Regions from separate parts of the Homo sapiens genome. Here region 2 is linked to region 1. The links are chromatin loops, found by intact Hi-C in ENCODE. Cell type or tissue: GM12878. All regions are shown on one strand. Each heading gives the region's core, and the rest is flanking DNA. Links, peaks and the distances in the headings are about the cores only. Region 1 overlaps CPEB3 (cytoplasmic polyadenylation element binding protein 3). Region 2 overlaps CPEB3 (cytoplasmic polyadenylation element binding protein 3).

The links. A loop is a pair of places that touch in the nucleus more often than their neighbours do. Peaks named below come from ENCODE experiments on the same cell type or tissue, not always from the same donor. Only the 100,000 strongest peaks of a DNase experiment are listed, where the experiment ranks them.
Region 2: it touches region 1 in a loop (8-fold over the local background); 3 of 110 quality-filtered maps call a loop at or near these places.

What each region holds. Positions count from the first base shown.
Region 1 is chr10:92,092,200-92,107,962 of GRCh38, reverse strand. The region is part of intron 7 of CPEB3 (cytoplasmic polyadenylation element binding protein 3); the gene reads left to right. Among named protein-coding and RNA genes, the nearest start is that of BTAF1, 180 kb to the right of the region's middle. RefSeq lists an enhancer at 6,263-6,562. In GM12878, for the core only: no CTCF peak of the experiment used is centred there; DNase peaks (open chromatin) are centred at 5,922 and 6,432; H3K4me3 peaks cover 317 bases; H3K27ac peaks cover 1,740 bases.
Region 2 is chr10:92,203,546-92,219,308 of GRCh38, reverse strand. The region is part of intron 2 of CPEB3 (cytoplasmic polyadenylation element binding protein 3); the gene reads left to right. It also overlaps the pseudogene NHP2P1. Among named protein-coding and RNA genes, the nearest start is that of CPEB3, 80 kb to the left of the region's middle. RefSeq lists an enhancer at 7,808-7,977. In GM12878, for the core only: no CTCF peak of the experiment used is centred there; a DNase peak (open chromatin) is centred at 7,888; H3K27ac peaks cover 1,451 bases.

The DNA.
Region 1 (15,763 bases), core at 2,749-10,748:
ACTCAAATGAATTCCAAATTTGTGGATTTCAGGTTGTGTTAGGGAGATATTTTTCATCAGTGACTACTTCTTATTAAATTACTCAACTCAGACTATTCTGTGTATAGGTCTGGTCCTGAAAGATTGCAGAAGGAACTGTATTTATGGCCTAATTAGTTGACTTCCTCAGTTCCAAAGAATGGGAAGACAAATTGGCAAGAGCAAGAGGAGGTATTGAGGAGCTTCTAGATCTATGATTTTTTTTTTCCTTCTCCAGTAAGAGGAGTTTCATAGCTCAGGTATCCCAGGCATATCAGAAGACAGCTGTGTCCATGTGCAAGGGTTCCAGTGAAGCAGGCAGACATTGTGCACAGTGGTCCCTCTCATCAAAGTGACTCTATTTTTTGACTATATTAATAGATTGAACCTGAAGGTTCAAGACAGCAAGCTAATAGAGCAAGGGACCTAGAAGGTCTAGCAGAGATAGGGGCTGAAAAAGAGTAATCTTGAAAAGAAGGTGGAGAAGGAGCTATTTAAGGTTCTAGAACATGTTGGCCAGAGATGTGGGATAGCAAACACCTTGAAAGGATTATCAGAGGAGTTTCCTGCTTCCTGCTCCTTATGATTTATTTATAGCACGACTACAATTTCTCTATATCCTGAAATACAACAGAGTGATTTTGCTATAAATTTAAAAACCATATTACCAAACTAAAGTATGCTTATGTGGGGATCCATTCTTTACGTTATTGCTCAGGTAATGTGGTCATCCACTTAAAACTTGAAAAATGAAAATCGAAAAGAATGGTAAGAATAAGGAATCTGGAAATAAAGGCCAATTTAATTCTTCAGTTTTTAATTCTGTCCCATGTGTCTGTCATTCTGGTGTTTCCTCCTCCCCCTGTTTGTATATGAGTGGGATCTGTAGCACTTTTCATTCACACCTCTTTGGTTACAAAAGCAGTCCAGATCCTTTTCCCAGCTATTTAAGACCTTCCCAATCTGGCTTCAATTTTTTCCAACTTTGCTTTTTTCTGCTTTCCTTCTGAACCCCATATTTTAACCAAACAGAAATATCTATGCTCTCATCTTGATTCCTTTCTTCCTTCCTTCCTTTTTCTTTTTTTCTTTTTTCTTTCTTTCTTTTTTTTTTTTTTTTTTTTTTTTTTGAGACAGAGTCTTGCTCTTTTGCCTAGGCTGGAGTGCAGTGGTGCGATCTCAGCACACTGCAACCTCTGCCTTCTGAGTTCAAGTGATTCACCTGCCTTAGTCTCCCAGGTAGCTGGGATTACAGGCATGTGTCACCACACCTGGCTAATTTTTGTATTTTTAGTAGAGACGGGGTTTCACCATGTTGGCCAGGCTGGTCTCGAACTCCTCACCTCAGGTGATCCACCCGCCTTGGACTCCCAAAGTGCTAGGATTACAAGCGTGAGCCACCGCACCTGGCCTCCCATCTCAATTTCTAATTCCTACCCTTAAAGACTCCTTACAAATGCCATCTCTTTCATGAATCCTTCCCTGATCACCACATCATGTATCGTGAATGTTACCTATTATCGTAGCTATCTCCATCCCTATCTAGAGCCATCTTTTTAAAATGGTGTGCCTTCCTTCAGACCATGTTTGAGTACCTGCCGTGGTCAAGGCACAGTACTGGTTACTGTGAACCAGAACGTACTGTGAGTTGATATAAAATCTTGTGTCCAAAAGTTAATTAAATGGTAATGAGGGAATAGCCAAAAAAAAAAAAAAAGGTTAATAGTATAATGCATAGATAAAATAAGTATAGGCTGGGTGCAGTGGCTCATGCCTGTAATCCCAGCACTTTGGGAGGCTGAGCTGGGTGGATCACTTGAGGTCAGGAGTTCGAGACCAGCCTGGCCAACATGGTAAAATCCTGTCTCTATTAAAAATACAAAAATTAGCCGGATATGGTGGTGGGCGCCTCTAATTCCAGCTACTCGGGATGTTGAGGCACAAGAATCGCTTGAACCCAGGAGGCAGAGGTTGCAGTGAGCCGACATTGCGCCATCGCACTCTAGCCTGGGTGGCAGAGTGAGACTCCATCTCATAAATAAATAAAATAAAAATACAAAAATTAGCCAGGCATGGTGGCGGACGCCTGTAATCCCAGCTACTGGTGGGCTGTGGCAGAATTGCTTGAACCCGGGAGGCAGAGGTTGCAGTGAGCTGATATTGGGCTGCTGCACTCCAGCCTGGGAGACAGAGCAGGACTCAGTCTCAGAAAAAAAAAAAAAAAAAAAACCCACAAAACAAGTATATAAATACACAGTATCTATAGAACCTAGCACATAAAAGGTTCCCAAATATTTGCCAAAGTAACAAAGATAAAACAAAAGAATAAGATACAGATTATGTACTTTGGAGAGTTCATCTATACCTAGAATGATGAAAGAAAACTTCCTGGATGAAGTGTCATTTGAATTAGGCTTGAAGGATGAGGAGAATGTGGAGTTGGCCAAGAGAAGGGTGGAAGTATAGGGAATAAAAATTTCAGAGAAAGGCAAAAACATGAACACAAAAATGGGAAATGGTGTGACATGAATGGAGAATATTTAGGTTGGTTAGATGGAGCACAAATATGTGAAAGGGAATAGAGAGAAATTAAATTGGGCAAAATAGATAGAGACTAAGTTATAGAACACCTTGATTGTCTCAGTCCTTCATTTGTGATGTGTTTACTACAGGTATTTCATTCTTTGCTTAGTACCTCTTAACACATAACTATAATTTTATCTTGGCCCATTCGAATCTGGTTTTGTATGTCCACATCTTAGAATTCACGGCTAAGCCATATCAGCATGTGTGTCATATCCCACCTCGGAAATCTTTAGCATTTCTGATCTTGATTTATTTATTTGTTTCTTGAATTCTTGGTCTAAATTGTGGTTTGGGGCTGGGCACGGTGGCTCTTGCCTGTAATCTCAGCATTTTGGGAGGCTGAGGCAGGAGGATTGCTTGAGGTCAGGAGTCCGAGGCTGCAGTGAGCTGTGATCACACCAGTGCACTCCAGCATAGGCAACAGCGAGACCCCTGTCTCTCTAAAAAAAAGAAAAGAAAAGAAATCATGGTTCGGACACCTTCCATCATAGGAATTTCTTCAAAGAAGGAATTTCTTTTCCAAAGTGAGAGACATATCTCCTATTCATTATACATTTGATTTTTTTTTTGCCCTGGGTGTCTGAATCTGCAAATTGGTCCAGAATTTCTTAGTGCTTGAATCTTTGGAAGCTGTATTTTCTTTTCAGGGAGGTCTAAAAAACGTTGCATTTCCAGCCGGGCGTGGTGCCTCACGACTATAATCCCAGCATTTTGGGAGCCAAGGCGGGCGGATTATGAGGTCAGGAGATCGAGACCGTCCTGGCTAACACGGTGAAACCCCGTCTCTACTAGAAATACAAAAAAATTAGCTGGGCGTGGTGGCAGGTGCCTGTAGTCCCAGCTACTCAGGAGGCTGAGGCAGGAGAATGGTGTGAACCTGGGAGGTGGGGCTTGCAGTGAGCCGAGATCGTGCCAGCCACTGCACTCCAGCCTGGGTGACAGAATAAGACTCCGTCTCAAAAAAAAAAAAAAAAAAAAAGTTGCATTTCCATTGTACTAAATGGTAGCTAGTGGACAAAATAGCCAACGCCACCCCTTAAGGGATAATGTTCAGTGTTTTCCAGAGTGTGTTCTGAAGAATACTTGTCCCATCAAAGACTAATCTCTTGAGAGGATCTTCGACAAAAGGTTTCCTCATAATGGTAATAGGTGTCATTTTTTGAGCACTTACTTTGTGCATTGTATATCCATTTTGTCTTTTAATTAAAGTTTCCTTAGCCAAAATCATTTGAGAAACATTGATATATTAAGGTTCTGAGAAGTCTTACAATATATACATTTGTGTAAAATTGTTTAATCCAGCATTTTACATTCCTGCTTTGGGGATGATACTCGTGCAGATTCCTGTGGAATTAGTATTCCATGAAGCTCATTCAAAGAATAGGCATCTTCCCAGGAAAAACTTAGGTAACCTGAACTTTTATGTGTACATTCCTCTCAAGAGTTTTAGTAATCAGCATGCCAGTAACAACATCCTTGTCCTAGTACCATGGAGCTGAAAGTTCACATTTATATAGACATTGGACAAAGTTGTCTGGCTGGAGTACAAGATTGCCTGAGACTGTGAACCTGAAAGTTAAAATAGCTGGATACAGTGCTAGTTTCACTGCTAACTCATTTTTCTCAAGCTTTGCTAACTGCTAGTTTTGTTAGTAGGTCCAACAAATGTCCATTGGTCATTTCTTGATGCATTGCAAACAGGCATAAAGAGTGGAGAAAAAAGAGTGGTTAGTCACTCACTAGTAAAAATTCATGTTGACTTGTTCAGGAGCCTATCTGGAAGCTGTGACTGGTGGCCAGTAGCCTGGAGGACAGGGAGCCTTGTAGGCACACAACATGATTGTAGTAGAAAGAGTACGTGTAGACTGTTTTATAAACCTGGAGTTCAGTTCCAAGATGACTTCACTCTTCTGATCCTTAGCTTCCTTAGCTCTAAAGTAGGGATAATTTTTAGAGCATATGGTGTGGTGCTGTTTAAGTGTGACTGTAAAATGCCTAGCACAGTAGTGCAATATAAGTGCTCAAAAGTGCTTTTTCTTTCAAAAGGGAATCAGCTATTATGTTTATGCTTTCTGAGTGACGAAGCAGCATCAACAGTCATGATGAACACTAGATAATTCTGATCATTGAGTGGGTCTCACCTAGTGGCATCAGAAATTTGCATTCATTAAGCCCAAGACCTTGGGCATCCACTGGTGACCAAAATATACCCTATTTTCCTACCCCTGGAAGGTAACTTTCAGTGGAGTGAGGAGAGTGATCTGGGAGCTGTAGAAGAGCAGCTGCTGGACATGTTTTGTGACACCAGTGTCAGCACCTCAGGAAAACATTTGTTTACACACCAAACGTGCACAGAGCACTCACTAATGGTTAGGCACTGTGCTGGGCAGTTGGGATCCACACAAATATATGGTTTCAGCCTTAGAGGATCTTAGAGTCCAATAGAGGGAAATAGACATATGACCAGTAAATGACCTAAGGAGCCACAGATGCTCTGAAAACCTGAAAGTTAAAATAGCTGGATAGAAGTATTAGAGGGAGTAGTTGTGACGGGGAGAGCGCTCAAAGGGCAGAGTACGCAGATGTTTCTGAGGCAGTCAGAAAAGCCTTTAGAGAGGTGTTGACTTGAGTCTTCTGAGCATAATATTTAATTGATAATGGCTTTATTAAATCAAATATAGTGCAAAGATATACATAACCATTTTCATGGGGCAGTTTATGCATGCTGTATTTCTGCACTGAGTGCCCTTATGAAACAGTATACCGAATTGTTCGAATTGTTCATCAGTAACTGAAGTTCCCAAAGGAGTTGTAAAGCCTGTAGCTTCCTTGCATCAGATAATAGGCTCTGCAGCCTGGTGATGGGGGCAGGAGTTTCCTTTTTGTACCTGGACTGTTTCCTAAACCTGAGGGTGGACTTGGAGCATCCAAGGAGGATGTGAAAGAATTTCCTAGGGTTACTTTTGGCTCCCTGTCTAGGAAGAATCCTGGCTATTTTGATGAAGATTTTCTATTTCTACTTGGAGACTACTTGTATCTAGGGAATGGGAGGAATAGTCTGAATGTGAGAGTTACAGCTTTTTGCCTTGAGGCCTGACGGAGGTCTGACTGAAGCCCCCAGAGCTACCCAGGATATAGTCTTACTAAGGCTAAAGACTCCTTTCTCTCCACTACCCCCAGAAGATGCAGGGAAGGCATCTCTTCCTCTTCAGCACTTGAGAATAATAGATAGCATCTAAACTCCTGAAACTGGCTGACCTATTTGTTAGGGAGCTATGTGGTCAAAATTACGTTGAAATGAGATGCCAATATCAGTGTGCTGTAAAGAGTCTAAACCACAATTATTGTTGTGGCTCTTAGTTTTGGTGATTAATAATAAACCAACTCCTTATGCCATGGAAGAGATAAAGATGCCTCACAAACCACAAACTAGTTTGTTTGTTTATTTATTGAGACAGAGTCTCTCTCTGTCACCCAGGCTGGAATGCAGTGGCATAATCTCGGCTCACTGCAACCTCTGCCTTCCAGGTTCAAGCGATTCTCCTGCCTCAGCATCCTAAGTAGCTGGGATTTCAGGCACATACCACCACGCCCAGCTAATTTTTGTATTTTTAGTAGAGATGGGGGTTTCACCAAGTTGGCCAGGCTGGTCTCGAACTCCTGACCTCAAGTGATCTGCCTGCCTTGGCCTCCCAAAGTGCTGGGATTACAGGTGTGAGCCATCACACCCGGCCACAAACTAGTTTATTTCTGATATTGCTGGGGCAATCCAGTCATTTTGTGAAGTCTGTGATGCTTAAAATAGAATTGCTGACAGCTGGGGTGGGTCTGAGTTCATCACCACTACAACTGAGCTGTTGCAGCTGTATGTCAGCAGACCTAGGTTTAGCTGACTCATCCTGGCTATTAGGATGAGCTGGGGTGCTGCTTCTTGTTGGGGAGAGCAGTCCTGATGGTTCTGCAGTATTGTTTTTCCAATTTATGTAGACTAAAAGGATTGTAGGATTGGGGAGAGAAAAATGGAGACTTTTTTCCTAAAGAGCTTGAGTTTGAACGGTACTGAAAAGAGGAAAAGGAAAAAAGAAATCAGAGTATGGGGGAAGTAGCTGAGCTCTGAACCAGGTCCTTTTTGGGAAAAAGAACATACGGCTTTGAGGGGGTCTTTGGTCAGATGGTTTCCCGAGCTGGCCACCTGATTGCACTGTTGACACCGAATGGTTTGCCATTTGGAACTGCCTTGAGATGAACAGATGAAAATGAAATCCTATGCAGTAGGATGTTCATGTGATGGGTGTTGTAACCTAAAGAAGGGACCATACAGAGTGAGATGTTAAAAATGAGCTTGACGATATGTATAGGTAGATGAATATCTAAATACTAAATTGTAACTGAGAGAACTCTAGCTGTAGGGATATGTGGTTATGTTGAGAAATTTGAAGTCTTGAGGTTTGTGTTAAAAACTGTTCTTGGCCGGGCACGGTGGCTCACGCCTGTAATCCCAGCACTTTGGGAAGCCGAGGCGGGTGGATCACGAGGTTAGGAGATCGAGACCATCCTGGCTAACAGGGAGAAACCCCTTCTCTACTAAAAATACAAAAAATTAGCTGGGCGTGGTGGCGGGCACCTGTAGTCCCAGCTACTTGGGAGGCTGAGGCAGGAGAATGGTGTGAACCCGGGAGGCGAAGCTTGCAGTGAGCCGAGATCGTGCCACTGCACTCTAGCCTGGGCTACAGAGCGAGACTCTGTCTCAAAACAAAACAAAAAAACAAAAACCATTCTTATTGGCTGGGCGTGGTGGCTCATGCCTGTAATCCCAGCACTTTGTGAGGCTGAGGTGGGCGGATCACCTGAGGTCAGGAGTTCGAGACCAGCCTGACCAACATGGAGAAACCCAGTCTCTACTAAAAATACAAAAAAATTAGTGGGGCGTGGTGGCGCATGCCGGTAATCTCAGCTACTTGAGAGACTGAGGCACGAGAATCACTTGAACCTGGGAGGCAGAGGTTGCAGTGAGCAGAGATCGTGCCATTGCACTCCAGCCTGGGCAACAAGAGTGAAACTCTGTCTCAAAAAACAAACAAACAAAAAAAAACCTATGTTTTCTCCTTGCTGCTGGGGGGAAACAAATATGTTTTCTCCCTGTGGCAAGGGGGGAAAACAAAAACAAAAAATTGTGTTTTCTCTTATCCTGTAATTAAATTAGATACAACAAAAATGTTTTCCTGAGACAAGGGCTGGTTCTGTCGCCCAGGCTGGAGTGCAGTGGCTTAATCATAGCTCGCTGCAACCTCAAACTCCTGGGCCTAAACGATCTTCCCACCTTAGCCACCACATCTAGCTAATTTTGAAAAGGTTTTCATAGAGACAGGGTCTCACTATGCTGCCCAGGCTGGTCTCGAACTCTTGGCCTCAAGTAGTCCTTCAGCCTTGGCCTTCCAAAATGCTGAGATTATATAGGCATGAGCCACCATGCCTGGCCAGAAATGCTTCTTTTTTTTTTGAGACGGAGTTTCACTGCCCAGGCTGGAGTGCAATGGCGTGATCTCAGTTCCCTGCAACCTCTGCCTCCCAGATTCAGGCAATTCTCCTGCCTCAGCCTCCCGAGAAGCTGGGATTTTAGGCACCTGCCACCACATCCAGCTAATTTTTTGTATTTTTTTTTTTTTTAGTAGAAATGGGGTTTCACCATGTTGGCTAGACTGGTCTGGAACTCCTGACCTCAGGTGATCCACCTGCCTTGGCCTCCCAAAGTGCTGAGATTACAGGCATGAGCCACCACGCCTGGCCAAAAATGCATTTTATATTTAATTTTAACTAAGAGGTTCTGGTCAATTGTCAATGAAATTTTCATTTTAGGAAATGATGTTATCATATAGCATTCTGTTTAAAGAAATAATGCATAGTAGAGGTCAGGCACGGTGGCTCATGCCTATAATCCTAGCACTTTGGGAGGCTGAGGTGGGCAGATTGCTTGGGCCCCTAAGTTCAAGATCAGCCTGGGCAACATGGCAAAACCCTGTCTCTACAAAAAATACAAAAATTAACTGGGCATGGTGGCGCATGCCTGTACTCCATGTACTACTGTACTCTAGCCTGGGTGACAGACTGAGACCCTGTCTCAAAAAAAAAAAAAAAGACGAAAAGACCCATATTGCATGTCTTGTTTTTCCTAGCCCTTGACCTAATCGTATCCCTATTAATGACCTTTAGTTTTAAGTAGGATGAAACTTTAGTTTTTATATGGAGCTATAATTATTTTGCTCTTTATTGATAAAAATTTCAAACTGGGCTAGGCATGGTGGCTCACGCCTGTAATCCCAGCACTTTGGGAGGCTGAGGCGGGCAGATCACTTGAGGTTAGGAGTCTGAGACCAGCCTGGCCAACATGGTGAAACCCTGTCTCTACTAAAAATACAAAAATTAACTGGGCATTGGGGCAGGCGCCTGTAATCCCAGCTACTCGGGAGACCAAGGCAGGAGAATTGCTTGAACCCGGGAGATGGAGGTTGCAGTGAGCTGAGATTGCACCACTGCACTCCAGCCTGCTTGACAGAGCCAGACTCCATCTCAAAAAAAAAAAAAAAAAAAGAAAAAAAGAAAAATAGTTAAACTGGTTTGGTAACATATCTTTTATACAGTTTAGCCAGAAAACTTTCAGTTCTTTGAACAGCTATCTAATGTTTCAGTTTAGTATACTCTTAATCATTTAAAGTTAAACTCTATAGAAGCGAACTTTTCAGAGCAATAGCAAGAAATAAGTGAGGAAAAGGCCTGGGATGGAGTGAAGTTTCTGAAAACTTCACACTGAGGTGGTTGAATCACCTGATTTTGAGACCATCCCGACCAACATGGAGAAACCCCGTCTCTACTAAAAATACAAAATTAGCCAGGCGTGGTGGTGCATGCCTTGTAATCCCAGCTACTTGGGAGGCTGAGGCAGGAGAATCTCTTGAACCTGGGAGGCAGAGGTTGTGGTGAGCCAAGATCGTGCCTTTGCACTCCAGCCTGGGCAACAAGAGCGAAACTCCGTCTCAAAAAAAGAGTAAGGTATAGTAGGGCAGAATTATTGGAAGTGTAGGTATTAATAGGTGTCATGCAAAAAATGGGGTCTATGGAAATAATTTTAGAAATGCTGTGAGTTAAACAACATTGAACAGATTTTTTTTTTTTTTTTTTTTTTTTTTTTTTTTTTTTTTTTAGGCAGAGTGTCACTCTTGTTGCCCAGGATGGAGTGCAATGGCGCGATCTTGGCTCACCGTAGCATCCACTTCCTGGGTTCAAGCGATTCTCCTGCCTCAGCCTCCCAAGTAGCTGGGATTACAGGCATGCACCACCATGCCTGACTGATTCTGTATTTTTAGTAGATACGGGGTTTCACCATATTGGTCAGGCTGGTCTCAAACTCCTGACCTCAGGTGATCCACCCACCTCGGCCTCCCAAAGTGCTGGGATTACAGGTGTGAGCCACTGTGCCTGGCTGAACAGATTTCTATAGAATTTCTTAGAGCCTTTAATTAAGTACGCTAATGGGTGCCATGAAACTCCAAGAAGGAGAAGATAATCTATAGTTTTTCCCCAACACTGCTTATCTGGCAGACCAACCCTAGGGACCCATGTTCCACAGAACACACTTTGGGAAACCTTGAAAAGGAATATTAGTGATTTCACTACTAACTGTTGATATTATTAATGTTAAGTTCTTTTAGATTTCTTGAAGGCTGATGTTAAAGTCACTATATGGTATAAATTATTATATTTATACCACTCAGCACTGTGTTTGGTTTTTGTCTTTATTCCTAAAAAGATTTTGCCTTTGGAGATAAGCAGTTATATGAAACAGAAGATAAGAATTTAGAAGATATGTAATTCAGCCAAAAGTAGTCCTCAGGAGAGCTTCCATAGGAATACGTGCTTTAGAGAGAAACTAAAGAAAAATGATTTTTGTATTTTCTCTCATATGTGCTAATGGAACAAAACATTCCATCACTGTAAGCTGTGTGGTAACTAAACTCTTCAAGCCAAAGATCATGGACTGGGTGGGGCCCATGGCATAGATCTGGTCCGCAGATAATTTTATTTAGCCTGTATAGTGACTTTTAACATTTGAATTAGTTCCTATTTTAGAATATTGAAGTTTCACTTAAAAATCTGAATTTCTAGCCACTCTTGAAAAATGGAAAAAGTCTGACAATACTTAGGCAAGTGGTAACTACTTGCTGGAGCTGAGAAGTAGTTTACTCCAGTGTGTTACTGCCTGCCTGCTAACCCAAATGTGGCTTGACATTTGCACTACCTGTCTGACCCTATGGTCATTTGAGTTTGTGTGACCCCTACCATAAGGACATGGCATGGCCCAAAAGCTGGTGCTTCCCAAAGGATACTGCAGCCCCTTTTTAAATTTTTATTTTATTTTGAGACAGGGTCTCACTCTGTCACCCAGGCTGGAGTACAGTGGCACGATCTTTGCTCACTGCAACCTCTGCCTCCCAGATTCAAGTGATTATTCTCCTGCCTCAGCTTCCTGAGTAGCTGGGATTACCGGTGCCTGCCACCACGCCCAGCTAACTTTTGTATTTTTAGTAGAGACAGGTTTTACCGTGTTGGCCAAGCTGGTGTCGAACTCCTGACCTCAAATGATCTGCCCACCTTGGCCTCCCAAAGTGCTGGGATTACAGAAATGAGCGACTGCACCTGGCCAGCAACCTTTTTTTAGAGTCACCTTTACCAGAAAATGTGGTCAGGCTGCTCCAGGAAGAAGTGCTGGAATCATGTCAGGATAATTTCAGGGAATCTTCACTATTTCTGGGTGGCATCCTTATACTTGTCCTCAGGATGCTGAGGCTTTTACTGCCCCTATAGTGCCTACTTGACAACATACTGGAAGAATTGTTTCACTCACACACCTTCTTTCTCACACACAGTCACAGAGTTAGCCCTATACAGTTGTTCCTAGGTTTGCATAAGGGATTGGTTCTAGGACCCCCCTCAGATACCAAAATCCATGGATGCTCAAGTCCCTTACATAAAATGACGTAACCTATGTGCATCCTCCCATATACTTTGAATTGTCTCTAGATTACTTATAATACCTAATACAATGTAAATGCTATATAAATAGTCGTTCTACTATAGTTTTAAAATTTGTATTATTGTTACTGTTATTTTTGTTTTAAAATATATTCTAGGCTGGGCATGGTGGCTCACGCCTGTAATCCCAGCACTTTGGGAGGCCGAGGCAGGTAGATCACCTGAGGTCAAGTTTGAGACCAGCCTGGCCAACGTGGTGAAACCCCATCTCTACTAAAAAAAAAAAAAAAAAAAAAAATCAGCCAGGTGTGGTGGCACACTCTAGCTACTCAGGAGGCTGAGGCAGGAAAATTGCTTGAACCTGGGAGGTGGAGGTTTCAGTGGACTGAGATTGTGCCACTGCACTCCAGCCTGGGCGACAGAGCAAGACTCCATCTCAAAAAAAAAAGTTTTCTATTTGAGATTGGCTGACCCTGCCTTGCAGACTCAGAACCCACAGATACGGAGGACCAGTTTTGTATATAGAGAGGAAATTTATTGAATTAGGACAGAATTCTAATTTCATCTATTCTCAAAAATAATTATTAAAGAAACAAAGATAATTAAAAAGTGGTTATTTTATTTATACTCTCCACAAAATATTTGAATTAGCTTATAAAGTATGATATTACAATGAAGTATATATATTATATATATACGCAATATATATATACACAATGAAAAAAAAAAAATATATATATATATATATAAATCAGGACCAGAAAATATATCCAAACAAAGAGTAAGTCCAGAAGGATAGAACATGGATATCAGGACCTGAGGTCTGGAGAAACAGGCCTTGTGTGAGAATGGGCTTAGATTTAAGAGAGAAACCAGAGTGTGAGTGCAACTTTTCATACAGATAGTACCACAATATTATTTTTTGCTTAGTATATAGAGTGTGTTGATATTGTTCTATGTTGATTAATTCTGCATCTATGTTGATTAATTCTGCAGAGGTGACAGCTCTGAGCAACTGTTTTCTGGTGGCAGCTGGGAAATGTAGGTTTCGTGAATAGGGTTAATCAGCACTGTGTCTTGAGCCCTCTTCCTATATTTTTACCTAATCTGCAATGCCAAGAATAAAGGAATGGGTTGTGTGCAATGTGATGAAGTGAGATCGGGGGTTGGGGAGTGGGCAGAAAAGGCAGTAGGCAGTAATGAAAGCTCTCAGCAGGAAGGTTTGAGATCTTTTGCAGAGTTCTTTTGAGCAGTGGTAACCTACAGCTATTGATAAAAGGCTGTATTTCCTGTCTCAATTAATTGAACATGAAAGCAGACCATTGGATACTACACAAGAATAGTTTTCATTTTTAAAATAAAGTGATCTATGATCAAACGCAATTAACATAAAGTGATTGGAATTACCTTACCAGGTCCCGAAGCTGCCTTAACTGCTTTATTAGGAATGAGATTAGAAGAGAGATTATGTGTAGAAAAAGATACATCTCTGTGTGTGTGTGTGTGTGTGTGTGTGTGTGTGTCATTAGAATCTTTGTTCTCACAGTGTCAGGAAATTATTGTGTATTAAATGAAAAAATTAGTAAAAGGCAGTAGGTCCTCATGAAGGCATTTAAAAGTAATGCTTTATGGTATTAGTGAATCTGCCTTTGTAGTAAATGTCAAGGGAATGATAATTTAGTCAAACAGACCAAAATTTACATGGAAAGAACTGCATTTTTTTTTTTTTTGAAAGGGAGTTTCGCTCTACCGCCCAGGCTGGAGTGCAGTGACGTGATCTTGGCACACTGCAAGCTCCGCCTCCCAGGTTCACACCATTCTCCTGCCTCAGCCTCCTGAGTAGCTGGGACCACAGGCGCCCGCTACCACGCCCGGCTAATTTTTCGTATCTTTAGTAGAAACGGGGTTTCACCATGTTAGCCAGGATGGTCTCGATCTCCTGACCTCGTGATCCGCCTGCCTCGGCCTCCCAAAGTGCTGGGATTATAGGCTTGAGCCACAGCGCCCAGCCAGAACTGCATTTTTTTTCATGCAATAAAGGTGGAGCGAATGTCTACATGTGAACAATATTGTAAACAGGTCCAAGTTTTCAGGGTCTGGGGAAGAAATGGAGATTTTGTGATTTTGTGTCTCCTGGCTAACTGGTGAGGGCAACAGTGTCATAAAAGGCGAAAAGTGGCCGGGCACAGTGGCTCGCTCCCGTAATCCCAGCACTTTGGGAGGCCGAGGTGGGCGGATCCCTTGAGGTCAAGAGTTTGAGACCACCCTGGCCAACATGGCGAAGCCCCGTCTCTGCTAAAAATACAAAAATTACCCAGGTGTGGTGGCAGGTGCCGGTAATTCCAACTACTCAGGAGGCTGAGGCACGAGAATCACTTGAACCCAGGAGACGGAGGTTGCAGTGAGCCGAGATCATGCCACTGTACTCCAGCCTGGGCAATAAAGCAACACTCTGTCTCAAATAATAATAATAAAGGCAAAAAGTTAGGTGAGGGTGAAATTTGTAGCAGTCTTAAAGAATGTATAGACTGGCCAGGCGCGGTGGCTCGTGCCTATCATCCTAACACTTTGGGAGGCTGAAGTGGGTAGATCCCCTCAGGTCAAGAGTTTGAGACCAGCTGGCCAACATGGTGAAACCTTGTCTCTACTAAAAATACAAAAATTAACCGGGCATGATGGCGGGCACCTGTAATCCCAGCTACTTGGGAGGCCAAGGCAAGAGAATTCTCTTGAACCTGGGGGGTGGAGGTTGCATGAGCCGAGATTGTGCCACTTCACTCCAGCCTGGGCAAAAAGGGGAAACTCCATCTCCCAAAAAAAAAAAAGTGTAGACTGTTTCTAACTGAGCAATTCCAGTTTTAAAGTTAATTCAAAATGTTTTGAAAGTATAATTGCCACAGGTGCTACCTTTCAAGTGGAAGTACTCCTGGGTATAAGCCAAGCCACATAAGAAATTATCACATATGTTTCTTCGCATTAAGTATTGATTTCTGAGCAAGGGGGAAATGAACAATTCCATTAATACTAAGGAAATGAAAAGTCAACTTTTTTGTTTTCTATCTTAGTCATTCATTGGTGGAGGGGAGGGGGAATGGCATGTTCCTTGAGGACAGATACCAGGTTCCCTTTCTGCACCCAGCCCGCTTCTCAGAGCATATTGGCTACCTGCGTAACTGGTTGGTTTTGAGACCGTGCAAAATTTGCCTTCTGGTGTGGGAGGATGTTTTTGTGTTTTTGTTTTGTTTAAGCTATTCTTTGATAATATGTTTTAAGGTTTTGTATATAAAACCATGTACATAAAGGCTCATGTTTTAAGGTTAAAATTCTAAAGAAATACCTTATTTTTTGCTTGTGATAAAATAGTACAAACTATGGGCACTAAGTCAGAGTCCCAGTTAAGAAAAATGACCAAATAGAAATATGCCATAAAGATTTCTTTTTCTGCTTTTAAAAAAATTTACTTAAACTTTGAAGCTTGCCTTTATTTAACCAGCCTCATTTGTCAAAATCAGATAAATCCAAAAGAGGTAATTCTCTCTCTTTTTTTTTTTTCCTGAGACAGTCTTGCTCTGTCACCAGGCTGCAGTGCAGTGGCGTGATCTCGGCTCACTGCAACCTCTACCTGCTGGGTTCAAGCGATTCTCATGCCTCAGCCTCCTGAGTAGCTGGGACTACAGGCGTGAGCCACTACACCCAGCTAATTTTTGTATTTTCAGTAGAGACAGGGTTTCACCATGTTGGCCAGGCTGATCTCGAACTCCTGACCTTAAGGGATCCACCTGCCTCAGCCTCCCAAAGTGCTGGAATTACAGGTGTGAGCCACCATGCCCAGCCAGAGAGTACTCTTTGTGCTTTATTGTTATCTTTGGTAATTCTATGCTAACTTGCTGCATGTTCGTCTGTATTAAATCATATTGCTGAAAGATATGTTTGAATTTTGGAGGGTGATGAGAATTAAAAAGTCAGACATGGAGAATTTTTAGAAAATACTCCTGATGTACTTTAGATGAACTCTTAAAACAAAGTGGTGTACTGTGACACGTTGTAAACAGTCTCTATCATGTGTTAAGATGAATCTGATTCAAAATGCAGACTCTGTCTCTAAAAGCCTGCCTTAAAATAAAAAAACCAC
Region 2 (15,763 bases), core at 3,704-11,703, 110 kb before region 1:
AAGGATGCTTCAGCTTTTGTTACAATAATTAAATATTTAAAAGGGCAGCCATTTTATACAGTCCAAGAAGTTAAGCAATTGCCCATTTTATATTCCAGTTTTATTCAAGCAAGCCATAGGCAAGCAAGCTGATATTAGGAATTTATATTAAGAATTTTCTTCTAGGGGTGTCATAAGCAAGTTCAAAACCGAATCTTTTAATCTCTTGGGGCATGATCATAATATTCATGATGCCCCGAAGACACTTCGTTTGTTCTAAACCATCAAAGAAAGTGTGTTCAACATAATTTGCATTGCACATATTATTAATAATCTGGACTGATGGCTTTTTACAGTAGTCAGTATTATAAAAAGATATATAGAAAAGTTATGCACTATAGGTCTATGTTCACCTGAGCCTTAGGAAGTCGAGGCTGCAGCGAGCTGTGATCATACCACTGCGCTCCAGCCTGGGTGGCAGATTTGAGACCCTGTCTGAAAAGAGAAAAAAAAAAAGAAAAGGTGGGGAAGTGGAACTGCTGTGAGGTCAGGACCTGGAGTGAATGAGAGCATCTCTTCATGCTATAGAGCACCCTATGACAATCTCTATTGTTCTTACTCTATAGGTTTCACAAAAGGTCTTTGTTTGACAGTTTATGTTGGCCTACTGTGGGTAGTTCACTTGTGGGTAGGCTGGAGAACAGGATCTATGCTTGTAATGGTTTTCATTAAAACACAGACCCATGTCTCAATTTTTTATATACCTAGGCATACACATATGCACATATATCCATGCATCCTGTAAGATTGAGTAGGAGACATTTTCAATTGGCCATGTAATGGCAAAGTCGTATCAGTGATCTAAAAGTCAAAATTTCTCTTTGATTTTGTTTTTGGTGTTTGTTTGTCTGTTTGTTTGTTTTGAGATGGAATCTTGCTCTGTAGCACAGGCTGGAGTGCAGTGGCGCGATCTCAGCTCACTGCGACCTCCACCTCCCAGGTTCAGGCGATTCTCCTGCCTTAGCTTCCCAAGTAGCTGGGATTACAGGTGTGTGCCGCCACTCTGGGCTAATTTTTGTATTTTTAGTAGAGACGAGGTTTCACCATGTTGGTCAGGCTGGTCTCAAACTCCTGACCTCGTGATCTGCCCACCTCGGCCTCCCAAAGTGCTGGGATTACAGGTGTGAGCCACTGTGCCCGGCCTTGTTGTTGTTTTTTGAGATAGGGTCTCACTCTTTTACCCAGGCTGCAGCGTACTGATGTGTAATCACAGCTCAGTGAAGCCTTGCCTTCTTGGGATCAGGCGATCCTCCCATCTCAGCCTCCTGTGTAGCTAGGACTACAGGTGTGGACCATCATGCCCAGATAATTTTTTGTAGAAACGGGGTTTTGCCATGTTGGCCAGGCTGGTCTTGAACTCCTGGGCTCAAGCTGTTTTACTGCCTCAGTTTCACAAAGTCCTGGAATTACAGGCCTGACCTCTTTGATTTTGAAATACTGTTTTGTCAGTGGTCATTTATAATCATTTGTTGTTAAAATGAATTTATTTTTTTTTTATTATTTTTTTGAGGCGCAGTTTTGCGCTTGTTGCCCAGGCTGGAGTGCAATGGCACGATCTTGGCTCACCGCAACCTGTGCCTCCCAGGTTCAAGTGATTCTCCTGCCTCAGCCTCCTGAGTAGCTGGGATTACAGGCATGTGCCACCACGCCCAGCTAATTTTTGTATTTTTAGTAGAGACGGGGTTCCTCCATGTTGGTCATGCTGGTCTCGAACTCCTGACCTCAGGTGATCCACCCACCTTGGCCTCCCAAAGTGTTGGGATTACAGGCATGAGCCACCACGCCCAGCTTGTTAATATGAATTTAATTTGATTTCTTGAGTATTCATTGATGGTAGAGACTTGAAAAGCATGCTGGGAGTCAAAGTTGCAGAATTTATTGTGAATCATCATATTGATAAATCAATTAAATATGTTAAATTTAGATGCCACCATAGTGGTTTATATCATTAGTGCATGGCTCTCAAGTTGGGAATTTTATTCTGTGCATATATATATGTGTGTGTGTGTGTGTGTGTGTGTATATATATATATAATTTTTTTTTTTTTTTTTTTTTTTTTTTTGAGGCAGAGTCTCGCTGTGTCGCCAGGCTGGAGTGCAGTGGCATGATCTTGGCTGACCGTAACCTCCGCCTCCCAGGTTCAAGTGATTCTCTTGCCTCAGCCTCCCGAATAGCTCGGACTACAGGCGCATACCACTATGCCCAGCCAATTTTTTTTTTTTTTTTTTTAGTCTTAGCATTTACTTTCTCCACCCTACATTCTTGGAACAGCCTTTAGTTCTACAGGAAATGGCACTGATGGACAGAAGACTAGCATTACCTTCATGAAAGGGCTGTTAGAGCTGCCTGGTAAGAAGGCGTGCCTTGGGGAACTGGGAAGATGCCGTCAGTGTGGGTGGGCAGGAGGACAGCCAGTCGTCCTGCCGTCAGCCCAGTAGCTTCCAGCGGCAGGTGCCCAGGTGCTACCGGAGCTCCTCATAGGGGTAGGGGCAGGGACTGCACCTCCTCCAGGCACTCGTCGTAAGCCTCCTGGTACTCCTCGTGGGGCTTGACCATTATCACACAGGTGGGGCGCTTGGAGCCTGTGGCTGCACCCAGGTCCGTCTTAGAGGGGATATAGACATAGGGCAGATTTCGGTCCTCACACCTAACTGGGAGATGGCAGTATACCTCAATGGGCAGTGTGTCTCCTGCCAAAACCATGATCCCTTTTTCTCCTTTGTTGACAAATTTCTGAACCTCTTTCACCCCGCGCCGAATCTGCTTCTGCTTCACCGCTTTCTTAATGCATTTGTAGAGCTTCCGCTTGAGGCGGCGAGAAGCCAGGAGCTGCGCGATGGGGTTCTGGTTGACCAGCAGCTCCTGGTAGGTGCGCTCCCCGGAACACACCTCCGCCTGAGCCTCGGGCCCTTCGGGATCTGCCTTTATTTTGGTCATCGCAGCGGCCGCTGAAACCTAGTCCCAGGGAGGCTGCCCAGCCAAATTTTATGTTTTTAGTAGAGATGGGGTTTCACCATGTTGGCCAGTATGATCTTGATCTCTTGACCTTGTGATCCGTGCTCCTCGGCCTCCCAAAGTGCTGGGATTACAGGCGTGAGCCACTGCACCCAGCCATCAAAATATATATATATTTAAATGATTTTAATTCTGATGTTCTAGTTCAGGTTTCATAGGATTTAGAGAGTATCTGATATCTTCGCTTATTAAAAAAAAAAAAAATGAGCTGGGCGCGGTGGCTCAGGCCTGTAATCCCAACACTTTGGGAGGCCGAGGCAGGTGGATCATGAGGTCAGGAGATGGAGACCATCCTGGCCAACATGGTGAAACCCTGTCTCTGCTAAAAATACAAAAATTAGCTGCATGTGGTGGCACGCACCTGTAGTTCCAGCCTACTCGGGAGGCTGAGGCAAGAGAATCGCTTGAACCTGGGAGGTGGAAGTTGCAGTGAGCCGAGATCGTGCCACTGCACTCCAGCCTGGTGACAGAGTGAGACTTGTTCTCAAAAAAAAGAAAAAAAAAAAAAAAAAAAGCCAGGCGCCATGGCTCATGCCTGTAATTCCAGCACTTTGGGAGACCGAGGCAGACAGATCATGAGGTCAGGAGTTTGAGACCAGCCTGGCCAACACAGTGAAACCCCATCTCTACTAAAAATACAGATAATTAGCTGGGCGTAGTGGTGGGCGCCTGTAATCCCAGCTACTCAGGAGGCAGAGGCAGGAAAATCGCTTGAACCCGGGAGGTGGAGGTTGCAGTGAGTCAAGATCACACCACTGCACTGCAGCCTGGTGACAGAGTGAGACTCCGTCTAAAAAAAAAAAGCCAGGTGCAGTGACTCATGCCTGTAATCCCAGCACTTTGGGAGGCTGTGGTGGGCGGATCAGGAGATCAGGAGTTCAAGACCAGCCTGGCCAACATGGTGAAACCCCATCTCTACTAAAAATGCGAAAAATTAGCTGGGTGTAGTGGTGGGCGCCTGTAATCCCAGCTACTTAGGAGGCAGAGGCAGGAGAATCGATTGAACCCAGGAGGTTGAAGTTGCAGTGAGCTGAGATTGCACTACTGCACTCTAGCCCGGGCAACAGAGTGAGACTCCGTCTCAAAAAAAAAAAAAAAAAAATCTTGGCTTGGCACTGTGGCTCACGTCTGTGATGCCAGCACTTTGGGTGGCCAAGGTGGGTGGATCACTTGAGGTCAGGAGTTTGAGACTAGCCTGGCCAACATGGCAAAACCCCGCCTCCACTAAAAATACAAAAATTAGCCAGATATGGTGGCATATGCCTGTAATTCCAGCTACTTGGGAGGCTGAGGCATGCGAATCACTTGAACCCAGGAAGCAGAGGCTGCAGTGAGCCAAGATTGCACCACTGCACTCCAGCTGGGTGACAGAGTGAGACTCTGTCTCAAAAAAAAGAAATAACAAAAAACTTTTACTGATGTTAGGAATGCTGGGAAAGTTGAAAAAAAAATTGTTAAAATAAATTTGAGCCAGGCATAGTGGCTCATGCATGTAATCCCAGCACTTTGAGAGGCCGAGGTGGGCGGATCACGTGAGGTCAGGAGTTTGAGACCAGCCTGGCCAATATGGTGAAACCTCATCTCTAGTAAAAATACAAAAAAAATTAGCCAGATGTCGTGGTGCATGCCTGTAATCCCAGCTACTTGGGGGACTGAGGCAGGAGAATCGCTTGAACCTGGGAGGCGGAGGTTACAGTGAGTTGAGATCACGCCACTGCACTCCAGCCTGCGGGACAGAGTGAGACTTCATCTTAAAAAAAAAAAATTGAGTGGTATCTTAGTTCATTTGTGTTGCTGTAACAAAAATACCACAGTTTGGGTAATTACAAAGAACAGAAATTTATTTCCTCACAGTTCTGGAGGCTGGGAAGTCCAAGATCAAAGTTGCCAGTGGGTTTGATGTCTGGTGAGGGCTCCTCTCTGCTTCCAAGATAGTGCCTTGTTGGTGCATTCTCCAAAGAGCATGCTGAGTCTTCACATGACAGAGGGATGGAAAGTCAAAAAGGGTCTAAGCTGGTTCCCTCTAACCCTTTTATAAGGCACTAATCCATGCATGAGGGTGGAGCCCTCATGACTTAATCACTTCCCAAAAGGCCCCCCACCTCTTAATATCACCACAATGGAGATTAAGTTCAAGTCATGAATTTTGGGGGACATTCAGTCCATAGCAGGTGGGATGGGTGACTATTTGGTGGAAAATGAAAATGGTTGTGTGTTACTTGAGATTAATATGTGTGCAATGGTAAAAAGTTGAAAGTTGAGTCATATGTATGGTTTTCTGTTTGGTGATTTTGGGGATAAATTTGGCTTTTTAGAAGTATGGCTTATATTTCTGTAATTCTGGAGTTTAAATGTGACCATGAATTGCAGTCAAAATGGCAGGGTATAATTCACTTTGTGCTGGGGAGATTTGGTGGACTTCAACTAATTTGCCATATTATAATTAGCTCTAGACTAGGAGATTTACCCTAGTTGTTGGGCTTTAACATAGTGTTCTACTGAGTCCTGAGACTGTTGGAAAAAGTAGTGGAGATGGCCATGTTTGTTTTGTGTTTCATTTAAAATCTGCTTTAAAGACCCAGTCAGGAGTTAAGTGTCAAATCATAAAAATAGTAAGGTTCTACAAAGTCTAAAAATTTAGGACATGTTTATAGCCTGTTCTTAAGATTCCAGCTTCAATGAAATTGATATATTATGCCTGTTGTTTCTACATTAATCTTATGTTCTCCTACTCTACCATTCCAGGAACCGAAATAAGGTAGATTGCTACAAGTATGGATTTTAATTTTGGTAATTTAAATCATTAGACAGAACAACTTATTTATAAATTACCCTTTTCAAACCGATCATCATTGTTTCTGTTTGTTAAACTTAATGAATCTCCAACACAACTTATTTCACTTTACAATTCTTATTCATTGACTTTTGTTAAAGCCCCATGTAAACACCACTAGGGAAATCTGTTAATTATATGAAACTGAGTTTCCTAAACTTGCTGAGCAAGCACTACCTTGACAGAGCCTCAGGAGTATCTTAGAAGAAGGAGTGTCTTAGGATGGGAGAAGTTAGGGTACTTAATAAGGTTTTGGGGCCTGGGGTTACTCATAATGTGGTTTTAGGGCAGAAGTAAACAAGATTTGGGTGGGGATTGGTAAAATGTATAAACTGGCCTAGTTGCTGAAACTTCGGAATGCAGGAATTTAAGCAGAGTTACCATGAACTCTGTCTATAGCAGTGCTGTCCAAAGAAATAGACTGCAAGCTACATAGATCATTTTAAATTTTCTAGTGGCACATTTGAAAAGTAAAAAGAAACACTTGAAATTTTTTAAATTTTATTTATTTTTTGTAGAGATGGGGTCTTGCTATGTTGCCCAGGCTGGTCTGGAACTTCTGGCTTTAAGTGATCATCTCACCTTGGCCTCCCAAAGTGCTGGGATTATAGGTGTGAGCCACCATGCTTGGCTGAAATTAATTTTACTAATATATTTTATTTAACCTCTATATGTGAAATGTTATTTCAACACATGATCAATACAAAAATTATTAATGAGATGTTTTACTTTTTTTTGTACTAAGTCTTTGAAATCCGGTGGGTACTTTACAAATACAGCACATCTCAGTTTATTCTAGCGACATTTCAAGTGCTCAATAGCCACATGTGGTTAGTGGCTACTATATTGGACAATGAGGATATATTGTTTTAGGCTGGGCAAAGTGGCTCACACCTGTAATCCCAGCACTTTGGGAGACCGAGGTGAGTGGATCACCTGAGGTCAGGAGTTTGAGACCAGCCTGGCCAACATGGTGAAACCCCATCTCTATTAAAAACACAAAAATTAGCTGGGCAGTGGTGAGTGCCTGTAATCCCAGCTACTTGGGAGGCTGAGGCAGGAGAATTGGTTGAACCTGGGAAGTGGAGGTTGCAGTGAGCTGAAGTTGCACCACTGTACAACTGTCTTGTTGTACACTGTCTTGTTGTACCACTGTCTTGTTGCCTGGGCAACAAGAGTGAAACTCCATCTCAAAAAAAAAAAAAAAAAAGAATTTATTGTCTTAAAACATATATGTTGGAGCTGGGCACGGTGGCTCCTGCCTATAATCCTGGCACTTTGGGAGGCCAAGGTGAGCACATCACTTGAGGTCAGGAGTTCAAAACCAGCCTGGCCAACATAGTGAAACCCCGTCTCTACTAAAAGTACAAAAAATAAAAATAAAAAATTAACCAGGAGTGGTGGCGGGTGCCTGTAATCCCAGCTTCTTGGAAGGCTGAGGCAGGAGAATTGCTTGAACCCTGGAGGTGGAGGTTGCAGTGAGTCGAGATGGCACCACTGCACTCCAGCCTGGGCAACAAAGTGAAACTCCGTCTCAAAAAAAGAAAAAGATATATGATCTTAGAACATATATGTTTGAGCTGGGCGCAGTGGCTCATGCCCATAATTCTAGCACTTTGGGAGGCTGAGGTGGGCGGATCACTTGAGGTCAGGAGTTCAAAACCAGCCTAGCCAACATAGTGAAACCCGGTCTCTACTAAAAATACACACAAAAAAATTAACCTGGTGTGGTGGCGGGCTCCTGTAATCCCAGCTACTTGGGAGGCTGAGGCAGGAGAATTGCTTGAACCTGAGAGGCAGAGGTTGCAGTGAGCCAAGATCGCGCCACTGCACGCCAGCCTGGGCAACAGAGCGAGACTCTGTCTCAAAAAAAAAAAAAAAAAATTATGATATATGTTTGAATGAGCTGTTGTTTAAAACAATTTGAGCTTAGATAGTTTGTGTTCCGTGTCATGATTTGGCACAGTTTATCTGTTCTGAGTCATAGTTTCTGTTTCTATGTGGTTTCTGTTTCATTTCTCACTTTCATGCATAAATCTGTGATCTTCCATTAGCATGCCATTATTAATACACATATACAGAGATATAATCTATAATTTACAAAGACAATGTAAGAGTTTTCTTGGATACTTGATAAATTATCTACCAGACTAAGCCTTCACTTCCAGTAGGTATTGTTTCATCAAATTTTCTAAACAAAAATTGTCTAAAAGTGGCTGAATGCTTATATTGTTCCACCAGTTTTTATTTTATGTGGTGCTTTCTTTATAGCTGACAAAAGCATTTTACATATATTCTCACTTATAAGATATTTCATGGTATTTTCTTTGAGCTTTCATGTTTATAGCTTTTATTTATTGATTTATTTTTTGAGATGGAGTCTCACTCTGTTGCCCAGGCTGGAGTGCAGTGATGTGATCTCAGCTCACTGCAACCTCTGCCTGTATTTATATATGTACCAGGCTCAAGCGATTCTCCTGCCTCAGCCTCCTGAGTAGTGGGATTACAGGCATGTGCCACCACGCCTGGCTAATTTTTGTATTTTTATACAGACTGGGTTTCATCATCTTGGCCAGGCTGGTCTCGAACTCCTGACCTCAAGTAATCCGCCCGCCTTGGCCTCCCAAAGTGCTGGGATTACAGGCATGAGCCACCACGCCTGGCCATATTTATAGCTTTAAATGAAATTGTTTTTATTTAGTATAGATGTTATCAACACAATTATAACATTATTCAAATGAAGAGTAGTTGTTAAAGTCATCATATATCCATTGGAATTGAATTATACCCTCAGTTTTTCCAAGAGACTACAGATTGTTCAATAGTTTATGTATTACCCCTTAAAGTGTGTATGTGTGCGTGTATGTTTATATTTTTCTTCCTTTCTTTTGGTTTCCAGCAACTTTCCTATCCTGCATTATTTCAAAATAATTGCTATTAATTTTTTATACACATTCAGTTCCACTTAGTTGAATGGAATATATTTGCCACTTTCCTTTTTCACAGTTTCATAGTTTGCTGCCTGTAAATCATGCCTGATTTTACTTTGGTTCATTATTACTCCTTCATGAAGACAGAATTGAGGTCCCTTCTGCTTCCATACCATAGTTGATGACCACCTTCATTTGTATCTTTATAGCATCCAGGTGAGGTAGGCATTATTGTTATCCACATTTCTCAAATGAGGAAACTCATACACAGGGAGATTAAATAACTTATTCAATTCTATTGAAATTTGAGTGCTTACAGTGTGCTGTGATTTAAATCTTTTTATTTTTATCTAACTGCAGAGCGGCAGAGCATTATAATTCTGGCTACTACAGGTCATCCCAATGAAAGACTGATTATTTTGGGTATATAATTATATAAATAGTGAGTTCTGTCTGCTTTTTCCTTTTCATTTCTTCTTGGCTTCTCTCTCCTTTTTCCTTCCTGAAATTGTTCCTTGAAATTCCACTTTTTTTTTTTTTTTTTTTTTTGAGACAGAGCCTAGCTCTGTCGCCCAGGCTGGAATGCAGTGGCAAGATCTCAGCTTGGCTCACTGCAGCCTCCGCCTCTCGGGTACAAGTGATTCTCCTGCCTCAGCCTCCTGAGTAGCTGGGATTACAGGCGCCTGCTACCACGCCCAGCTAATTTTTGTATTTTTAGTTGAGATGGGGTTTCACTGTGTTGGCCAGGCTGGTTTTGAACTCCTCATATTGTGATCTGCCTGTCTGCCTCCCAAAGTGCTGGGATTACAAGCGTGAGCTGCTGAAATTCCACTTTTGAGTCCTTGCATTTGGAATATTGTATATACCTGATAGTCTCATTGAAGGAAGATAATCATACTACCAGTCTTCTTGCTTATTGTTTCGGCCTCTAAAAAGTCTTTTTTGTTTGTTTTTTTGTTTTTTGACACAGAGTTTCTGTCTCTTGTTGCCCAGGCTGGAGTGCAATGGCACGATCTTGGCTCACTGCAACCTCTCCCTCCTGGGTTCAAGCGATTCTCATGCCTCAGCCTCCCAAGTAGGTGGGATTACAGGCATGTGCCACCACGCCCAGCTAATTTTTGTATTTTTGGTAGAAATGGAGTTTCACCATGTTGGCCAGGCTGGTCTCAAATTCCTGACCTCAGGTGATCTGCCTGCATCGGCCTCCCAGAATGCTGGGATTATAGGCGTGAGCCATTGTGCCTGGCCTAATATGCAGTAAATTAAGACGGTTCAGTCAGAATTTCCAAAATGTCTACATCACAGAATTTTTTTTTAAATAACAGCTTTATTACTGTCAAACGTTAGTGCTAACAAAATTTTTCCAAGTATGCTCAGGGCTGTTTCACTCTTTCTTCACTTGTTCAACATGTTTACTGGGAACTTTAATATGCCAAGAATTAAAGATAAAAAGATTAAGTGAGGCATAGTCTCTGACTACAAGAAGCTAGTGATCTACTTAATAGATGATGATTATATAATGAGGTAAATGCAATGACAGAGCCATATGCTAGGAATTATGGGAGGACAAACAAAGGAGGAGTCAAAAAAAGCTCTCAGGCTGGCAGTGGCTCCTGCCCTGTAATCTCAGCACTTTAGAAGGCTGAGGCTGGTGAATCATTTGGGGTCAGGAGTTCGAGACCAGCCTGGCCAACGTGGTGAAACCCCGTCTCTACTGAAAATACAAAAAATTAGCCAGGCATGATGGTGTGCACCTGTGGTCTCAGCTACTTGGGAGGCTGAGGCATGAGAATGGCTTGAACCTGGGAGGTGAAGGTTACAGTGAGCTCAGATCCCCCAACTGCACTCCAGCCTGGGCAACAGAGTGAGACTCTGCCTTAAAAAAAAAAAAGAAAGAAAAAAAAAAAGGGCTTTCAGAAAAGGGAGGCCAGACACATTGCCCAACTTCCTTAAAATTTGGAAAGACCCAAGAAGAGATTCCTCAAAGGACACACAGGCTATAGGGCTGCAAATAGCTAAGATTTATTTGTAAATAGCAAGTTTCTTCTACATAAATACTTATCAGATTCTTGAAAACTATTAACATTAAGGATGTAGCTTGGTAAACCCTTTCTCCAGGACAGCATCTGGTTAATTTGTGTATGAATATGCAGAAGTTCAAAATGGCATTCTACCACAAAGGAGTCTGACTTTAAAGACTTGTAAAATGTGTAGCCTTGAATCTTTACCCTGGTATTCAACTTGGGGGATTTGTAGGGAAATATTACCATTATCTGTTGAGCTAGACAAGCAAATATTCACTTTCTAGCATACTCAGGCTACAAAATAATCTAATTTCTTCCTATTACCATTTATTTATAGAATACTTATACAGCTCATAAAGCATTTTTCCCACATATTTTTGCTCATCAGAACCTCACCAAGGTGTTCTTTTGAGCCTTGCTTAGGATACCCTATCCTACTTCAACATATCCCAGGTCCTTTCTCCTCTTGTTAAGCCAACAACAGGACTATCAAATATTTTTGGAAGTAAATAATAGCAGAACATTAATGACCAATATTGGCTATGTGCCCAGTACTGTTTTAAGCACTTAACATGTTTTTTTGTTGTTGTTTGTTTTGAGACAGAGTCTCGCTCTATCGCTCAGGCTGGAGTGTAGTGGTGTGATCTCGGCTGACTTCAACCTCTGCCTCCTGGGTTCAAGCAATTCTCCTGCCTCAGCCTTGTGAGTAGCTGGGACTACAGGCATGTGCCACCACACCCAGCTAATGTTTGTATTTTTAGTAGAGATGGAGTTTCACCATGTTGGCCAGAGTGGTCTGGATCTCTTGACCTCGTGACCTGCCAGCCTCGGCCTCCCAAAGTGCTGGTATTACAGGCGTGAGCCACTGTGCCTGGCTGCGTGGTGATTAAACATAGATTAACATGTTTTATCTCATTTCTTCCTCGCAAAAGCCTATAAAAGTAAATACGATTATTATCCCATTTACAAATGAGAAAACTGAGGCACAAAGATATCACATACAAAGTGTCTGAGTCAAAATTAAAGTGCAGGCAATTCAGAGCCTTAAAACCATTCTGTCTTTCTGTCTCCAGGTTGAGAATTATTCCTAGTTAGCAATTCTCATTTCTCCTATTGTCTTACCATTATCTTATCTTTCTACTCAGCCTAGTATGTGGTGTGTGTATGTACATGAAAGAAAAATGGGCTGGGTATGGTGGTGCATGCCTGTAATTCCAGCACTTTGGGAGGCCGATGGGGGCAGATTGCTTGAGCCCAGGAGATTTAGACCAGCCTGAGCAACATGGCAAAACCCTGTCTCTACAAAAAATACCAAAATTAGCAGGGCATGGTGGCATATGCCTGTGGTCCCAGCTACTCAGGAGGCTGAGGTAGGAGGATCACTTGAGCCTGGAAGGTCCAGACTATTAGCCAAGATCGTGCCACTGTACTCCAGCCTGGGTGACAGAGTGAGACCCTGTCTCAAAACAAAAAAAAAGGAAAAAAGAAGTGTACCTTCTCATATTGTTTCTTATTCATTAAGCTGAATTCCACAATAACAAAGGAAAGCAAAAACATGAATAATTCCAAAGCACTTTTTTAGTCTATAATTTTAAATAACTCTCCCAGACCTATTAAAGGACTCAAAAAATCTGTTTTACTTCAGTTTGTTTCCATATTTTGGGGAAACGGTTTACTTAAGTGAAAAACTTGAATAATTTGCCTAGAAAAGTAATTAAAGTATGACCTTTAAGTATAGCTATCTGAAGGTTATTAAATGGACTCAATATGCAAAAATTAATTATATTCCCCAAGTTTCATAGAAACATTTATTGCCTACAAAATAAGATATGAACATAAATAAATATATAAACATAAATACAAGTTTAAGAATTAAAAAAAGAAAATAGCCAGGTGTGTTGGCATGTGCCTTAAGTCCTAGTATTTGAGAGGATGTGGTAGGAGGATCGCTTGAACCCAGGAGCTGGAGGCTACAGATGTACTCCAGCCTGAGTGACAAAGTGAGACCCTGTCTCAAAACGAAAGGGAAAAAGAGTACATAGAGATTACTTTTTCTGGACCCAACTATCACCAGAATATATTAAGACTTTCTGAGGCCGGGTGTGGTGGCTCATGCCTGTAGTCCCAGCACTTTGGGAGGCTGAGGAGGGTGGATCACCAGAGGTTGGGAGTTCGAGACCAGCCTGACCAACATGCCGAAATCCCGTTTCTGCTAAAAATACAAAAAATTAGCCGGGCGTGGTGGCGCGTGCCTGTAATCCCAGCTACTTGGGAGGCTGAGGCAGGAGAATCTCTTGAACCCGGGAGGTGGAGGTTATGGTGAGCCGAGATTGCGCCATTGCACTCCAGCTTGGACCAGCGAAACTCTGTCTCCAAAAAAAAAAAAAAAAGTATTTACTGGACTTGACTTTATGACATTTAAAGTACCCTAAAGTATCATTATTAGAATGGTACTGGCTTTATTTTAAAGTAAAATTTTTTAACCTTCTAAATACCAAATATTTTAATAAATGTGGATGCTTTCCATTTTAGATGCTTTATTAACATGTTCACCTCTTAAATGGGGTAACATTTAAATGGAAGATTAGGTTAAAGACTTAGGTTCTTTTCTCCCTGGAATGCTTACATAACACATAATTTGTGTGTAGTTGGCCTTCTTCAAGGATACTTGATTTGTATTAACTGAATTTAGGCTGGGCGCAGTGGCTCACACCTGTAATCCTAGCACTTTGGGAGGCTGAGGTGGGAAGATCACTTGAGTCAGGAGTTCGAGACCAGCCTGGCCAATGTGGTGAAATCCTGTCTCTACTAAAAATACAAAAATTAGCTGGGCATCATGGCGCACACCCATAATCCCAGCTACTCAGGAGGCTGAGGCAGGAGAATTGCTTGAACCTGGGAGGCAGAGGTTGCAGTAAGCTAAGATCACGCCACTGCACTCCAGCCTGGGTGACAGAGTGAGACTCCGTCTCAAAAAAAAAAAAAAAAAAAAAAAAGGACTGAATTTAATATTTAGTTTCCTCATCTGTAAAAAAAGATATTGTAATATCTACTTCATAGGACAGTTATAAAAATTAAATGAGGTAATCCAATGAGATACTCATCAGCACAGGGTCTGGCACATATTAATTATCTATTATATGGTAGCTATGACTTAATCAGTTCTACGAGGCTTGTTATGAAAAACAGTATACACATCCATTTTCCTCTCCCCAGAGGCAGATTGGCTGCTTTTGAAAAATAAACCAGCATTACTTTGTCAGGGATAGGTTTAGCATGAAAGCAGTTTGGGCGTAAGCCTGTTCAAATTAAAAAATGATAAAGCTTTAAAAGTGGTTAAGACAGCTGCACCTGTAATCCCAGCACTTTGGGAGGCCAAGGTGGGTGGATCCTGAGGTCAGGAGTTCAAGACCAGCTTGGCCAAGATGGTGAAACCCCATCTCTACTAAAAATACAAAAATTCGCTGGACATCGTGGCAGGTACCTGTAATCCCAGCTACTCGGGAGGCTGAGGCAAAGAATTGCTTGAACCTGGGAGGCACAGGTTGCAGTGAGCCATTATAGTACCACTTTACTCCAGCCTGGGTGACAGATCAAGACTCTGTCTCAAAAAAAAAAAAAAAAAAAAAAGTGGTTAAGATAGTTTTGGCTTTTGAATACAATATTCTATTATGTTTATTTTGGTTATTTAATCCAATTTTATTATTTGTCTCATTTTAATTTAAGTCTCTTTTTATCTGGAATTAGAGTTGTACAATAAACTTGAGATTCAAGGGGTTTTTTGTTTTTGTTTTACCATTTTCCTTCCACTAGAAGAGAGGGGTTTGGAAACTAAGATAATGAGCTTCTATTTCTCTGGTCCCAGACCATGAACTTGGAGTGAATTTCTTTGGTACTTACCAGGTTCCCTGTTTTAAAATATACGAACATGTACATTGGTGACCTTTCCAGTGATGGCCAGGGAGTGACAATGAAGAGCTATAGTCTGTAGCTCTTAATCTGTGTGTACACTGGGCAGGGCATCATCTGTTGGTTTCTGAAAGGAGGAGGAGCCCTAGAAAGCTGCTAGCCCAAATTGACACAGCTGTTGTTTTATTGCTTTTATTGCTATAGGATGATTTGCATAAAAGCTGCTGCTTAGTTCCTAAATTCAAGGATCAAGGGGATAACAGGGGGCCACAGCAGAAGCGTTCACGTCGCAGCCCCTGTCAGATTCTGGTGAATCTGCGAATTCTGCTGTATATCTCCTTACCCAACCACCCAAGTCAAACAGCAATTGAAATGAACAGCTTATAGGTATCTTTTACGGCCCAGTGATGCTTCTAGGGAGATGCTGTAGCATGTCATTCTTAAAATGTGCCCTGGTCATAAATGGGGTCAGCTGGGCCTCTGAAGAACACAGTATATCACTGTAAGACAGGAATCCATGGGATTAAAAAAACAACTCATCAGAAGCAGTGGGAGACAGGAGAAGATGCTGTTTGTGGGTAATATGGTTAATAATTGCTTATAGGTTCCTGGAGAAATATTAAAGACATCTTTAGAAATGTAAAAGGTGCATGTTGTGATGATAGATGGCATTAGTTATTTGACTGGCAGTAGGGTTACCTTGGGAGTTTTACTACTGTCTCGTTTAGGTTTAATTCCTGGGTTCCTTCATTGGCTCCTGAATGGAGCAGCTGAAGTCAAGCCGCAGTCAGTGGAGCAGCTGAAGTCAAGACTTTGCCTTCCTTCAGCTCAAAAAATCGAGGACGTGGTGGCTCATGTCTGCAATCCCAGCACTTTGGGAGGCCAAGCACTTTGGGTGAATCACCTGAGTTCAGGAGTTCAAGACCAGCCTGGCCAACATGGTGAAACCTCGTCTGTACTAAAAATACAAAAATTAGCCAGGCATGGTGGCAGGCTCCTGTAATCCCAGCTA